2 separate regions of the Homo sapiens genome follow, and region 2 is linked to region 1. Evidence: chromatin loops called from intact Hi-C (ENCODE). Cell type or tissue: heart right ventricle. All regions are shown on one strand. Each heading gives the region's core, and the rest is flanking DNA. Links, peaks and the distances in the headings are about the cores only. Region 1 overlaps NEMF (nuclear export mediator factor). Region 2 overlaps NIN (ninein).

The links. A loop is a pair of places that touch in the nucleus more often than their neighbours do. Peaks named below come from ENCODE experiments on the same cell type or tissue, not always from the same donor. Only the 100,000 strongest peaks of a DNase experiment are listed, where the experiment ranks them.
Region 2: it touches region 1 in a loop (5-fold over the local background); 2 of 110 quality-filtered maps call a loop at or near these places.

What each region holds. Positions count from the first base shown.
Region 1 is chr14:49,813,398-49,816,317 of GRCh38, forward strand. NEMF (nuclear export mediator factor) reads right to left here. Exons shown (of 33, transcript NM_004713.6): 17 at 1,357-1,460; 18 at 591-653. Among named protein-coding and RNA genes, the nearest start is that of NEMF, 38 kb to the right of the region's middle. In heart right ventricle, for the core only: no CTCF peak of the experiment used is centred there; no DNase peak of the experiment used is centred there.
Region 2 is chr14:50,733,291-50,736,210 of GRCh38, forward strand. It overlaps NIN (ninein), which reads right to left. Exons shown (of 31, transcript NM_020921.4): 28 at 2,226-2,327. Among named protein-coding and RNA genes, the nearest start is that of SAV1, 66 kb to the left of the region's middle. In heart right ventricle, for the core only: no CTCF peak of the experiment used is centred there; no DNase peak of the experiment used is centred there.

The DNA of each region.
Region 1 (2,920 bases), core at 163-2,662:
CTAGAGATGTCTGTTAGATTTAGTTTACAGTGTTGTTCAAGTCTTCCATTTCCTTGCTGATTCTGTGTCCAGTTATTCTATCTATGACTGAAAGTTGGGTATTAAAGTCCTCAACTATTATTGTAGAACTATCTCTCTCTCCCTTCAATTCTGTCAGGTTTGCTTTATGCATTCTAGGGCTCTGTTATTAGCAGCACATATGTTTATAATTGTTACATCTTCTTGATAAGACTGATCCTTTTATCATTACATCTTTTTTTATTAGGTGTGTGTGTGTGTGTGTGTGTGTGTGTGTGTGTGTCACCCAAGCTGATCCTCCCACCTCAGCTTTCTGTAGCTGGGACTACAGGTGCATGCCACTGCACCCAGCTTTTTAAAAAAATTTTTCTAGAGATGAGGTTTCACTTTCTTGCCCAGTCTGGTCTCAAACTCCTGGCCTCAAATAATCCTCACACTTCAGCTTCCCAAAGTGCTGGGATTACAGGCATGAGCCACCACATCTGGCCCTCTATTAAATTTTTGTCTTACAGTCACACTAAAAATATTTTAAAGAAAGGAACAGGAATTCTGAATAGAAAGAAATATATTACCTGTTGGATTCTTAATTACACAGCTAGTAGCTCCATGAAGATCAGCATGTACATAAATGTCTCCTTAAATACAGACAAATAAAAAATGACACTTTAAGTCCTAATTATTCTTTTTTCCTTTTTTTTTTTTCAGATGGAGTCTCGCTCTGTCGCCCAGGCTGGAGTGCAGTGGCACGATTTCAGCTCACTGCAACTTCTGCCCCCAAGGTTCAGGCAATTCTCCCACCTCAGCCTCCCAAGTAGCTGGGATTACAGGCGTGCACCACCACGTCCAGCTAATTTTTTTGGTATTTTTAGTGGAGACAGGGTTTCACCATGTTGGCCAGGCTGTTCTTGAACTCCTGACCTCAGGTGATCCACCTGCCTCAGCCTCCCAAAGTGGCTGAGATTACAGGCGTGAGCCACCACGCCCGGCCAAGTCCTACTTCTAGGTGTGAAAAATGATTGCAAACTTTAACACCACTACAGTAAGCTTTTAAAAATTTGACCTACAATAACTTTGAAGACTGAAAGTTATTCTGTTAATGTAATGTACTGAAAGTCCAACACTGCAGATTAGCTCAGCAATACCATTTTAGGAATATTCACTTAAGAACTAAAAGCATCAAAACACATATGCAACAAACCATGAAGCATCATGCATCAAATCTTTCTACTAGTTAAATCTATCAAACAGAAGAGTATAACAAGAAAATCAATGCCTAATATTGAGATAACTGATCCAAACATTCAAGAGAAAATTTTTCCGAATTTTAATCTTACCTACCTGGTGTCAAGTATCTTTTCACAATTATTTCATTCTGTTGCTGATCTCGTCCACCTATAATTAGATAGTTCTCTGAGCTAATGAACCACAGAAATTTCTCAAACCTATCAAAATGAAAGAAAAAAAGTTAACTTTTCTTTATAGCTGCCTGAATTCATACCCTTTTTGCAAACAAAACAAAACAGGAAGCTATTTAAGACAAGTTGATGGTTTAATTTTTTTAAGGCATCAAGCTTAATTTTACTAAAAACCTATAATACAAATTGCCCTAGGATATTCTTTAGACAGTCTTAGAAAAAAGAAATTAAATTCTATGTTTAAAAAAGTTATCTCCTTACTCCATATAGCCTTCTTAAACTCAACTTCTAACAATAAATTTCATAAAGCAAAAGTATAAAATGTCATATGGTCCTTAGGTTTAGCTTTCTTTTAGTGAGGCACTGAATAGGCTTTAGACCACTAATAAGAAAGAAATGTTGTTTTCCCACTCTGCTCTCAATAAATGAACGTAATTAATCTTTAATATGATATTCTTTACATTTTTTTAAATACAAAAGACCAAAAATTGTCCTTAGGAGGATAAAATTACAACTTTTCTCAAAAGACAAAATAACTTGGGTTTTCATGATTAATACCTGCAAGATAAAAAGTACAGAGTATATTATCTGTATGACATTTAGAAAATGACATGCAAGACAGATGAACATAAATACTTGCTACATTATATATGACTACAGAGATTATCTTCTGTATGATTTAATCCACACTTTTTAAAACTTTTGGTTAAAAATGGTAGACTAAGCACAGATACTTAACTTAAACTCCCTAATATAATAGTGAAAGGACTTTACTATTTTCTAATCTGATTTTTTGATTGGGTAACACATACTCATGGTTGAATAAATTTTTTTACTTATATAAAAAAGGTCAGCTGGACACGGTGCCTCACGCCTGTAATCCCAGCACTTCGAGAGGCCAAGGTGGGCGGATCACGAGCTCAGGAGATCGAGACCATCCCGGTTAACATGGTGAAAACCCGTCTCTACTGAAAATATGAAAAATTAGCCGGGTGTGGTGACAGGCGCCTGTAGTCTCACCTACTCGGGAGGCTAAGGCAAAAGAATGGGGTGAACCTGGGAGGCGGAGCTTGCAGTGAGCTGAGATGGCACCCCTGCACTCCAGCCTAGGCAACAGAACGAGACTCTGTCTCAAAAAATAAATAAATAAAAAACAAAAAATATAAAAAAGATAGTGAGAGATCCTGCATCCCTTCAGTTCCTGTCACTACACCAAAGAGGGAGCCATTGTGACTGGCTTCCTGAGTATCCGTCTCAAGATTCTTTATACATAGAAAAGCTAAAATATTTATCCCAATCTTCTCTTTTTTGTTGCGGGAAGTCAGGGACCCTGAACAGAGGGACCAGCTGGAGCTGTGGCAGAGGAATATAAATTGTGAAGATTTCATGGACATTTACCAGTTCCCAAACAATACTTTCACAATTTCTTACGCCTGTCTTACTTTAATCTCTTAATCCTGTCAATCTTTTGTCCTTTGCCTTGTGAT
Region 2 (2,920 bases), core at 316-2,815, 920 kb after region 1:
CCATGTTGGTCACGCTGGTCTCGAACTCCTGACCTTGTGAACCACCTGCCTCAGCCTCCCAAAGTGCTGGGATTATAGGCATGAGCCACTGTGCCTGGCCAATAATTCAGTTCCATTTCCTAATGAAAGTTTCATTAGAATAAATAGGTATGAGATGTTCTTTTCAGTGTTCAAATAGAAAAATCCATGCTTTTTCCTTAGCTGTTCGGCTCCAGTGTCAAGAACACTCAATTTTCCTCCTCTGTTAGCAAATATTTACTACTAGGTGGGAAAACAACAAGGGGAAATTGCTTACGATGGCTAATAATGTTAATGGGTGCTGGGTAAAACAGGAACAGGCAGGAGAAGAACTGGTCTCTTGGCAGAGCCTCTGGAAAGGCTCTCACAGTGACTAAGTACACACTGCTACTTTTCAATTTGATACTAGACATATGGGCTTAGTTTTAGACATCTTATTCCTCAGAGTATATAATTATATTTCATCAGAAAAGCATGTCTACATCTAAGTACAGCCCACAGCTCAAAGTTTTGAATGCATTCATTATATTGCTGTTAAAAAAAGAAAAAATGGTTTAGACTTCACTAAAACTTTCATGAATTTCCCCTTTAGTTGATAAATCAGAGAACACAAAATTGACAAACTTCACTGGTGATTTAATGTTAGTGCTATACGTTTGCCCATATTTCACATTAAAAATCAATGCTTGGTGCTTGGTTTTTAAAAGCTACCTTTGCATGTGGCCAGCTTCATAAAAGAAAATACTTAAATAGCTCCATTTCTTCTTTTTCTTCTTTATTTTTTTTTTTTTTTCTTTTTGAGATGGAGTCCGGCATTGTTGCCCAGGCTGGAGTGCAATGACGTGATCTCGGCTCACTGCAACCTCCGCCTCCCAGGTTCAAGCAGTTCTCCTGCCTCAGCCTCCCAAGTAGCTAGGATCACAGGTGCCCACCACCACGCCCAGCTAATTTTTTTGTATTTTTAGTAGAGACAGGGTTTCACTATGTTGGCCAGGCTGGTCTCGAACTCCTGACCTCAGGTGATCCACCTGCCTCAGCCTCCCAAAGTGCTGGGATTACAGGGGTAAGCCACTGCGCCCGGCCCCATTTCTTCTTATAATTCTGGCTTAACAATATGTGTATACACAGTACTTTTTAAGAGCACAAAAAGACAATTTCTACAGGTTCTTCTCTGCCTTACATAAGTCTTATAGTTCACTAAATGTTAGATTAACTAATTTCATTTACCCAAGGTATATCAATGAAATCCTTAAGAAGGATGTACACATAAGTTTGTTATATCCTATAATTAAACTCGGTATTCAGAAAGCAATCTAGAAGACTGGAACTCAAAGTCCAAGCTGACAAGCTAGTTTTACAAATCCATTTTTTTTCTTTTTCTTTCTTTTTGAGACAGGGTCTCTCACTGTCTCCCAAGCTGGAGTGCAGTGGTGTGATCTCAGCTCATTGCTACCTCCAACTCCTGTGCTTAAACAATCCTGTCTCAGCCTCTCAAGTAGCTGGGACTACAGGTACGTGCCACCACACCTGGCTAATTTTTGTATTTTTTTTTTTTTTTGTAGAGACAGGGTTTCGCCATGTTGCCCAGGCTGGTCTTGAACTTCTGGACTCAAGCCATTTGACTGCCTCAGCCTCCCAAAATGCTGGGATTACAGGTATAAGCCACCATGTCCGGCCACAAATACATTTTCATAGTGATCAGATGTACCTCTCACAAGGCAGTCCTGAGTTCTAAATGTAGTAATGAAGAATAGCAGCACTTGAAATTAAAACTTCCAAATGTTAATGCTCTCAAATTTCCCGCATGGATTTCCCAACTGAAGAGGGTGCTAGAGATCAATCATGTCTATAAAATGCTGCAATATAGGAGGGATCAGTGAACTGGTATAAACATGGTGATGGCAAGAGTGCTCAGGGCCCCTTGGCTAATCAGAGAGTCCCTGCCCCCTGAATTTGCAGAGGTACAGGTCTTTGCATTTTAGGTCATCATTATTACTTACTCTGAAAAGCAGTATGGCTTCCTATGGCAGTATAATGAAGCAAAGTTGTCTGTTAAACTTGGTAAGGCGGACCAAAGAATTCAACTTGGCAGTGTACTTAGATTTTCACAACGGGAATTCAATGCCATGTCTAGTCTCTCCCAACAAATACCTCATTCATGGATTAACATATTCTTCATAGCTAAGGCCATCTGCTGAGAAACTTACCTCCATGAGCTGCTCATCCAGTTTTACTTGTTTCTTTTTCAGGCCTTCATTTTCCAAATGAATTGTTTCTAATTCTTGTTCAAGGGAATTCATCTGACTGACCTGTTTAAAAAAAACAAAATATTCCCTTGAAACAGAAACAAAAACACTTGAGTTGTTCTACTTTATTTTGACAAATCTGTGCTTGTCAGAAATCTCAACTCTTGGAAGAAAGCCAAGTTAATTCAGTGACAAACAAATAATACAATTCAGTGTATTGCTTACATTTAAGTAATCTAGTTTTAATCACCTGTCCTCACACAGAATAGATTCCTTAAGGCAGCTGGCTTTTAAACTTGGATGCCACCCACTGTAAGAAATACGTTTTATCTTACAACGCAGTACACACACCCACACATATGTACAGTACATATCACTGAAATATCCTTACCATGGACCATGTACTCTGATATTTTGTAGTATATTAATAAAAAATGCTGGTTTCCATTAAATTGATTTCATTATCCTCTACTATGGATCTGCAGCAGGAAAAATACTGTCTTAATGCAAACTTAAAGGCTTAAAATTGAGAGTACATAAAACCTGATTTATATAACTTTTTAATTTTAAAGATTTCGTGAGTACCTTTTTTTTTTGAGACAGAGTCTCACTCTGTCACCCAGGCTGGAGTGCAGTGGCACAGTCTCAGCTCACTG